Regions from separate parts of the Homo sapiens genome. Here region 1 is linked to region 2. Evidence: read pairs that join two places in POLR2A ChIA-PET (ENCODE). Cell type or tissue: PC-9. All regions are shown on one strand. Links, peaks and the distances in the headings refer to the core of each region. The heading gives the core; the rest is flanking DNA. Region 1 overlaps FBXO10 (F-box protein 10). Region 2 overlaps LOC102724322 (a long non-coding RNA gene).

The links. Peaks named below come from ENCODE experiments on the same cell type or tissue, not always from the same donor. Only the 100,000 strongest peaks of a DNase experiment are listed, where the experiment ranks them.
Region 1: POLR2A ChIA-PET joins it to region 2 with 19 read pairs; 2 of 35 experiments call an interaction of 5 or more read pairs at or near these places.

The regions. Positions count from the first base shown.
Region 1 is chr9:37,564,367-37,568,760 of GRCh38, forward strand. All of the region lies in intron 1 of FBXO10 (F-box protein 10), which reads right to left. Among named protein-coding and RNA genes, the nearest start is that of FBXO10, 9.8 kb to the right of the region's middle. RefSeq lists enhancers at 1,023-1,172, 1,603-1,792, 3,585-3,714 and silencers at 2,527-2,576, 4,132-4,332. In PC-9, for the core only: no CTCF peak of the experiment used is centred there; no DNase peak of the experiment used is centred there.
Region 2 is chr9:36,317,683-36,322,076 of GRCh38, forward strand. It overlaps LOC102724322 (a long non-coding RNA gene), which reads left to right. Exons shown (of 5, transcript XR_001746660.2): 5 at 115-783. Among named protein-coding and RNA genes, the nearest start is that of GNE, 61 kb to the left of the region's middle. In PC-9, for the core only: no CTCF peak of the experiment used is centred there; DNase peaks (open chromatin) are centred at 2,329 and 3,019; H3K4me3 peaks cover 452 bases; H3K27ac peaks cover 3,797 bases.

The DNA.
Region 1 (4,394 bases), core at 265-4,264, 1.2 Mb after region 2:
ACACAGAGTCTCCACGGGGGCACTGCCCAGTGGAGCTGTGAGAAGAAGGTCACCATCCTCCAGACCCCACAATGGCAGATCCACTGAGAGCTTGCATCATGTGCCTGGAAAAGCTGCAGACACTCAACACCAGCCTGTGAAAGCAGCCAGGAGGTGGGTTGTATCCTGCAAAGCCACAGGGGTGGAGCTGCCCAAGGCTGGGAGCCCACCTTTTGCATCAGCATAACCTGGATATGAGACATGCAGTCAAAGGAGATCATTTTGGAACTTTAAGGTTTAATAACTAACCTATTGGATTTTGGACTTGCATAGGGCCTGTAGCCCCTTTGGCCAATCTCTCCCATTTGGAGTGGGTATATTTACCCAATGTCTGTACCCCCACTGTATTTAGGAAGTAACTAGCTTGCCTTTGATTTTACAGGCTCATAGGCAGAAGGGACTTGCCTTGTCTCAGATGAGACTTTGGACCTGGACTTTTGGGTTAATGCTGGAATGAGTTAAGACTTTGGGGTACTGTTGGAAAGGAATGACAGTGTTTTGAAATATGAAGACATGAAATTTGGGAGGGCCCAGGGGCAGAATGATATGGTTTGGCTGTGTCCCCGCCCAAAATATCATCTTGAATTATAATTCCCACAATCCCCATTTGTCAGGGGAGGGACCATGTAGAGGTAATTGGATCATGGGGCACGGTTTCCCCCATGCTGTTCTCGTGATAGTGAGTCCCATGAGATCTGATGCTTTTATAAGTCTCTGGAATTTCCCCTGCTTGCACTCATCTCTCTCCTGCCACCCTGTGAAGAGGTGCCTTTCACCATGATTGTAAGTTTCCTGAGGCCTCCCCAGCCATGTGGAACTGTGAGTCAATTAAACCTCTTTTCTTTATAAATTAGTCTCAGATATTTCTTCATGGCAGCGTGAGCACAGACTAACACAGTGCCATAAAAAAGGGAAAGCCCTTGTTTAAAGAACAAAAATGTGACCTCCAGCTAGGGAAACAAACCAATAATAATGGAAGACAACAAAAACAGCAGCAGGTAGCTTTTACTCAGTACTGCTATTTGAGGGGCACAATATTAAGTGCTTTTCATGCATTATTTCATCCTATTCCCTGAAGATCTCTTCAAGCCTTACAACTCAAAATGTGCTCCCAGGACCTAGGAGCTTGTTAGAAGTGGCAGACATTGGGCACCACCGTGTACCTCCTGGATCAGATTTGGCATTTTAACAACATCACCAGGGAACTGATGTGCACCCTAAATTTGAGAAGCAATGACTGAAATTAATACTGTCTTCATTTTTCAGTTCAAGAAACTAAACTTATGTGACAAATGGCTTGCCCCAATCACTCGTTAGAGAGGTGCAGAACCACTGAAGCCCAGCCCGTCCCCAGAGACTCTTGTTTTTAACCACTAAGCCAAGCTTCATGGAGGAGCTGGTATCTGAACTGGACTCTGAAATTTGCATAGGACTGGGACATTCAGAGGAGGAAGAAAGGGGGCTATAGCAGAGGAAACAGCATCAGCAAAAGCTCCTGAGGTAGAAAACCTTCAGCTGGGCTTAGGACATGTTGGGAGGTTCAGTCTGGCTGCAGCTCCAGGAGTCTGAAGGGATCAGTGAGAAAGGCCACCTGTATTAGTTCACATGGAACACCCTTAGCCAAAGGTAAACAGTTTCTAGTTAATTTGGGGGACCATGGGGAGCTGCCATGAGTCCCAGCACAAAAGGCCCTATGCGTGCTGAAATGACTCTGACAAAAGGGACCCAACAGGCTTCATTCACACTCTAGTTTGGGCTCTGCCTCTCCCTTGCAGACTAATCATGACGGCAGGTGACTTAACTCTTGTTTCACATTTGTATAACAAGGGAAACACACTTTCTACCTACAGAGGGCCATACTAGTATCAAAGTGTTGGAATTTAGTTTCTAATAAAAAAGTAAGATTAGCCAGGCATAGTGGTGGGCACCTGTAATCCCAGCTACTTGGGAGGCTGAGGCAGAGAATCGCTTGAACCTGGGAGGTGGAGGTTGCAGTGAGCTGAGATCACACCACTGCACTGCAGCTTGGACAACAAAGTGAGACTCTGTCTCGGAAAAAAAAAAAAAAAAAGTGGAAAAAAAAATCAAGGGCTGCTCAGAACCCTATTTAGTATTGACAGGAAAAGAAAAAATTTCTCTTCCAACATTATGAGGCACACAAGCCTCACAGGCACAGCGTAAATAACTACAAACTGTATTAACTGAGCAACTGTAATGGATTAATGATTTAAAATCTTTCTTCAAATCAAAGTAAATGTCCCTAGCTTTGTGGAGTAAACTGTTCTAAAGTAATAGTAAAATATTATAACCCCAAAGAGCCCTGTACACACACCTACACACACCATCGGAAATGAGACAAAACTTAAATTTGAAGATGAGAAAAACTTCAGCTGGGCTTTTCATCATTTCTTCAAACCGTAGCTCTCTTCAGCGTGAGAAATAACCATCTGTTTCTTATTTTCAGCTTTGAAATTTGATGACATAAACCAGAAAGCTGTGTTCTGATGGTGCTTTCTGAGTGGGCTTGGAGCCATAAGGACCCTCTCTCCTTTCAATGCACTGCCTGTTCATTTTGGTTTACTTAGGAGACAGAAGGGGAGTTGCAGGGGGGTCCCCAGATCCAGGTTTTAGTACTGATTCTCACATAAATTTATTGCATGTCCTTGAAGGGGCAGGCAAGGGTGTTTTGAGGGCTTACTAAATGCCAGGTGCTTTTTACATGTCTTTTTTTTTTCTTTTTTTCTTTTTTTTTTTTGAGACAAGGTCTTGCTTTGTCACCCAGATTGGAGTGCAGTGATGTGATCTTGGCTCACTACAGCCTCAATCTCCTGGGCTCAAGTGATCTTCCAGCCTCAGCCTCCTGAGTAGCTGGGACTATGGGCACACGCTACCACACCCAGCTAAATTTTTTTTTTTTTTTTTAGAGATGAGGTCTCACTATGTTGCCCAGGCTAGTCTCAAAGTCCTGGGCTCAAGCGATCCTCCTGCCTCAGCCTCCCAAAGTGCTGGGATTATAGGCGTGAGCCACCATGCCCAGCCTTACATATCGTCTTAATGAGCACTTATAACAACCAAAACGTAGTATGCTTATCCTCAATTCCTATGAGTAAACATTTATTGTGTGGTAATATTTTAGTGCATAACAATTGCAGGATCAAATTCATTCTTATTTCATGATCTGTGAGTTTATATATATGTGATGGTGGGGCTAGAAGTTCCTATATCATCACTTCACAAGTTAGGAACCCCAGTACTCCAAGAAAGGAACTAGGAGGCACCATGCCTGGCTAATTTTTGCATTTTTAGTAGAGATGGGGTTTCACCATGTTGGCCAGGCTGGTCTTGAACTCCTGACCTCAGGTGATCTGTCCGCCTCGGCCTCCCAAAGTGCTGGGATTCCAGGCATGAGCCACTGCACCTGACCTTAGCTATGTCTGCCCAGCACCTTCCCTCTTCTGCGTCCTCAGGGGAACCCCGCTTCTACTCTATTTAGTCCTGCTGGGGCTGCCACTGAGAGTGTTGCAGTCCTCTACCTCACAGGATGGATACTTGACCCAAAGAAGACAGTAAGAATCCCCCATCCTCTTGCAAGGAATGGGGCAACTCAAAAGAGTCCATATGAGGAATGAAGCCAAACTCAGACAATTAAGGTGAGAGACTGCAAGAGATCAAAGGGCCAGGGACACAGTAACATTTTCTTTTTAAAGCCAACTGATGTTCTTTTTCAAGTTCAGATACTTTAAGCTGATCACCTACAAGCAAACAAATCCTGACAGTTTTCTCAAGTAAATTATTATTATTATTATTTTTGAGATGGAGTCTTGCTCTGTTGCCCAAACTGGAGTACAATGGCGCGATCTTGGCTCACTGCAACTGCCACCTCCTGGATTCAAGTGATTCTCCTGCCTCAGCTTCTCGGGTAGCTGGGATTACAGCCGCCTGCCACCACGCCTGACTAATTTTTGTATTTTTAGTAGAGATGGGGTTTCACCGTGCTGGCCAGGCTGGTCTCGAACTCCTGACCTCAGGCAAACCGCCCACCTCAGCCTCCTAAAGTGCTGGGATTACAGGTGTGAGCCACTGGCACACATCCCCACCCACCCAATTTACTTTGTTTTCAAGAAACCAATTTACTTTGTTTTCTCAGGTAAATTATTTACTCTCTTCCTTTTTCTCTCTGTAGGCTAGTAAGACTCCAATCAAAGTTGATACATTGTATTTACATCTCCTCTACCCTAAGGTGGAAAAAGGATAAACGGAGTTCATGTGGTCTAAGGTCGGAGTTCACGTGGTCTAAGGTCGGAGTTCATGTGGTCTAAGGTCAGAGTTCATGTGGTCTAAGGTCGGAGTTCATG
Region 2 (4,394 bases), core at 325-4,324:
AGCCACCGTGTCCGGCCTCTGTCTGCCATCTAACTCGCAGCCTGCTTCTATCATGTGCTGGAGAGCTGCCCTGCCTGCTGAAGAAAGCTGAGACCCCAAACGTCTTTTCCTCAGGAAGGTGAAGGTGAACTTGGTGGCCTTTACCTGATGACTCTGCTGATATTTGATCCCTGAGGGAATGAGCCACGGTTCAGCACCCAACCCCCACTTGAACTCTGCAGTTTCCCAGTTTCATTAAGAAGCCCATTGTTGAGTCTGGCCATGCGTCAAGGACACGTGGACTCTTGGGGCAACCCCGTTTCTCCAGCATCCTCCCAGGTGATGGGTTGGTGTGGCCAGGAGCCAACAGGAAGGGTGTGGGCCAGAGGGGAGAGGCTTCCTAGCAGCTGGCTGCCCTGGAGCTCCGGGAAGGTTTGACCATCAGGTTTACTGCACCAGGAATATATCCTTCAGTTTCCCCCAGCCAATCTGTAGAATAAGGAGAAATGGAGAGTGTAGGAAGATAACTGCAGTGTGGACACAGCCTCAGGTTTCTTCTTCGGTAAAGCTGATGTTTATTACACAGGGGCATAGTAAGTGAAGCATGCACTTCATTTTTCATTTTTCCTAGAATCCAGTGCTGCTAAAAAAAAAAAAAAAAAGGACAACTGTTTACTCACTGAAGAGCAAATATATACGTTGTTGGATGAGGAAGAAAAAGTTCCGTTGGGACGGGGCGTGGTGGTTCACACCTGTAATCCCAGCACTGTGGGAGGCTGAGACAGGAGGATTGCTTGAGCCCAAAAGTTCGAGTCCAGACTGGGCAAGATGGCGAAACCCCGTCCCTCCAAAAAATACAAATATTAGCTGGGCGTGGTGGTGTGCACCTAGTCCCAGCTACTTGAGAGGCTGAGGTGGGAGGATCGTTTGAGCCTGGGAGGCAGAGGTTACAGGGAGCAGGAGGTTACAGTGAGATGAGATTGCGTCACTGCACTCCAGCCTGGGCGACAGCAAGACCCCGTCTCAGAAAAAAGAAAAAGTTCCATTGCTCCCCACCACCCAAATGAATGCCACCTAAAACAGCTCCTGAATGGCTGGGGGCCAGAGTGGCGGGTTTTGGGAGAAACAAACCACAGCTGCCAGTTATGAGGCACCAGCTGCACCACATCGTTTCATTAGATCCCCCGCGATGCCATGAGGCAGGAGCTCTTCAACTCACTTTCCACATGAGGAAAATAAGGTTTCGGGAAGTTAAGAAACTTGTTTCTGCCACACACATCTTACCTTCTGATTTGATTTTGTGAGAAAAGCCTGGTTTGTTTGTTTGTTTGTTTGTTTTTGCCTGAGCATGGTGCACATTTCAATCTGGAATGAAGGAGTATAGTGAGGGGGAGGTGCGGCGCACCTCAGCTGTGCAGGTGTGTGGTGTTACTTAAAGCACACCATAGCGGCTACTGGGAAGCCTGGGTCCCAGCCCTGTTGCTAAGCTGCTGCTTGACCTGGAGTAGCTCCCTTTTCCCAGCGTGCCTCAGTTTCCTCATGGGAAAGCTCACTACCAGCTGAAGGTGAGTGGACTGGGGATGGAGAGGAGGGGACAGAGCTGGGGTGCAGGCCGGCAGACGGGTGGAGTGTGGGAGAGGCTGAGATGGGGAGAGTCCGGGGAGCAATGGGGTTCCAAGGAGGGGGCTGAGTCCTGGCCTGGGGAAGTCAGGTTCAAGGCGCTGGCGTCCCAGCTGATCCCTGGACCTGAACAGGGACCTGTTCCCTGTCCTGCTTGGAAGTCCCATCCTGGGTGTGGGCAGCCAGAGAAAGGAAGCGTTCTCCCAGTGCTGCCATGGGCTGCAGCCCTACCCTGCTGGGCTGAGTTCTGTGTTTAATGGAGGGAGGAGGAGGAGAGGGGTGAAGAGCTGGGCCTTCTGGTAGCTTTTTATAATTATTTCTAAAATGCTATATTTGGATATTATTTTCTGCTTCTACAAATAAAACATGCATATTGTAAAAAAATTCAAACATAACAAAAATCTGAAATTGCTGGAAATGCTTTCCCAGGGCTGCTCCCTAGAACAAACTATTAATTATTAGGTGCTCATTGTACATGCTTTTTTACTCCTTTATTTTCCTTTTTTTTTGGTAACATATGAACATGTTTATGTTGGACAATATAGAAGTATTTGAATCCAAATATCAGAGTTCCTCTTCCACTCCTTTCAACCTCCTGGTATGGCAGGCCAGGCCTCAGGAACGCGGGCCTCCGTAACAACTATTTCAGTACTGACTGGTGAAGTTAAATATTAAAAGCTGGTAGAGCCAGTGTCCTTACACAAAAGCTGGAATGTAACAAAACCCCACCCAGAGTTTCGCCTAGGCCTTTCCTGGGCCTTAAAGCATGACAAAATAACGAAGGCATTCTTAACAAAACCTGTTTAGGATTAAACAAACAAGTTTTATTGGGGGGTCTGAAGAAACTCCCCAGGCCTCCACGAACAAGTTTATTGGAGGTTGGAAGGAACTCCCCAAACCTCTGTGATTTAGTAGGAGACAAGATAAGGGTAATCACTGCAGCACCTGGACCCATTTAGATTAAGTCAATTTACTGAGGCTCCAGAGGAAGGTCTTCAGGACTCAGACCTTAGTTATAGATTAGAAGTTAATCACTTATGTCTTTAGATAAATGCACACTTACACGTACACATAGAGCTTAGAAGGTATATAAGCTCTGGAATACTTTGAAATTTTGAGTTGGTCTGGCGATAATTTCCAGGCCTTCTCCCTGCACCTGGTTACAGAAATAGAAATTCTCTTCTTTCCCAGTTTATCTGCATCTTGATATGGGGCCACGAGAATAAGCAGCTCGTCCCTCGGTGTGGTCCGGGAGCACTGGCACTAAGCACTGGGCAGTGGGAGGGCAGCTTCTGGGCAGTGCCCCCCAGCCTGCTCCCTCCTGCCACTCCACCTCCCAGGCAGGTCCTCCCACCTCCCCAGGGGTGTGGTGGGGAGGGCTGGGGAGGCCTCAGCACTCCACTGACTCATCAACCCTTCTGTCCTTTGATGGGTAGGATGGGGTGAACGCTAATGCCAGCAGACCTGGTTTCATAATATCTTAGTGTGTTCTGCATGTGTGATCCAGCCCCTCCCTTGGGATGCAGGGGAACTATGCATCTTTTATGTATTCTCAGACTTTGAGGTCTCAGCTGAATTGGAGACAGAAATAATCCCATCTTAATGTCCAGTCACATAACTATATCATCACTTATTTAACTGGCTTTCACTGATGGACATTAGGTTGTTGTGTGAGTGTGCATGCAATACACATCACACCCATGTGTGAGCTCCTGTGCTAGTATTAATATTATAAACAATGCCTCTCATCATGCCACCTGACTTCAAACTATACTATAGAGCAGCAGTAACCAAAACAGCATGGTACTGGTACAAAAACTGACACATAGACCAATGGCACAGGATAGCCTAGAAATAAGGCCACGCACCTACAACCATCTGATCTTTGACAAACCTGACAAAAACAAGCAATGGGGAAAGGACTCCCTGTTCAAAGTGGTGCTGGGATAACTGGCTAGCCATATGCACAAGATTGAAACCAGACCCCTTCCTTATATCATATACAAAAATTAACTCAAGATGGATTAAAAACTTAAACATAAAACCCAAAACTATAAAAACCCTGGAACACAACCTAGGCAATACCATTCCAGACATAGAAACTGGCAAATATTTCATGACGAAGAAGCCAAAAGCAATTGCAACAAAAGCAAAAATTGACAAATGGAATCTAAAGAGCTTCTGCCCAGGAAAAGAAACTATCAACAGAGTAAACATGCAACCTACAGAATGTGAGAAAAATTTTACAAACTAGGCATCTGACAAAGGTCTAATATCCAGCATCTATAAGGAACTTAAATTTATAAGAAAAAGACAACCCCATTAAAAAGTGGGCAAAGGATATGAACAGACACTTTTCAAAAGAAGACATACATGTGGCCAAGAATCATATGAAAAAAAATCAACATCACTGATCATTAAAGAAACTGAAATAAAAAACATGATAAGACACCATCTCACACCAGTCAGAATGGCTGTTAAAAAGCCAAAAAAGAACAGAAGCTGGCAAGGTTGAAGAGAAAAGTGAATGCTTTTACACTGTTGGTGGGAGTGTAAATTAGTTCAACCATTGTGGAAGACAGTGTGGTGAGTCTTCAAAGACCTAAAAACAGAAATACAATTCGACCCAGCAATCCTATTACTGGGTATATACTCAAAGGAATACAAATTGTTCTATTATAAAGACACATGCACACATACGTTCATTGCAGCACTATTCACAATCGGAAAGACACGGAATCAACCCAAATGCCCATCAGTGGTAGATGGATAGAGAAAATGTGGTACCTATACAC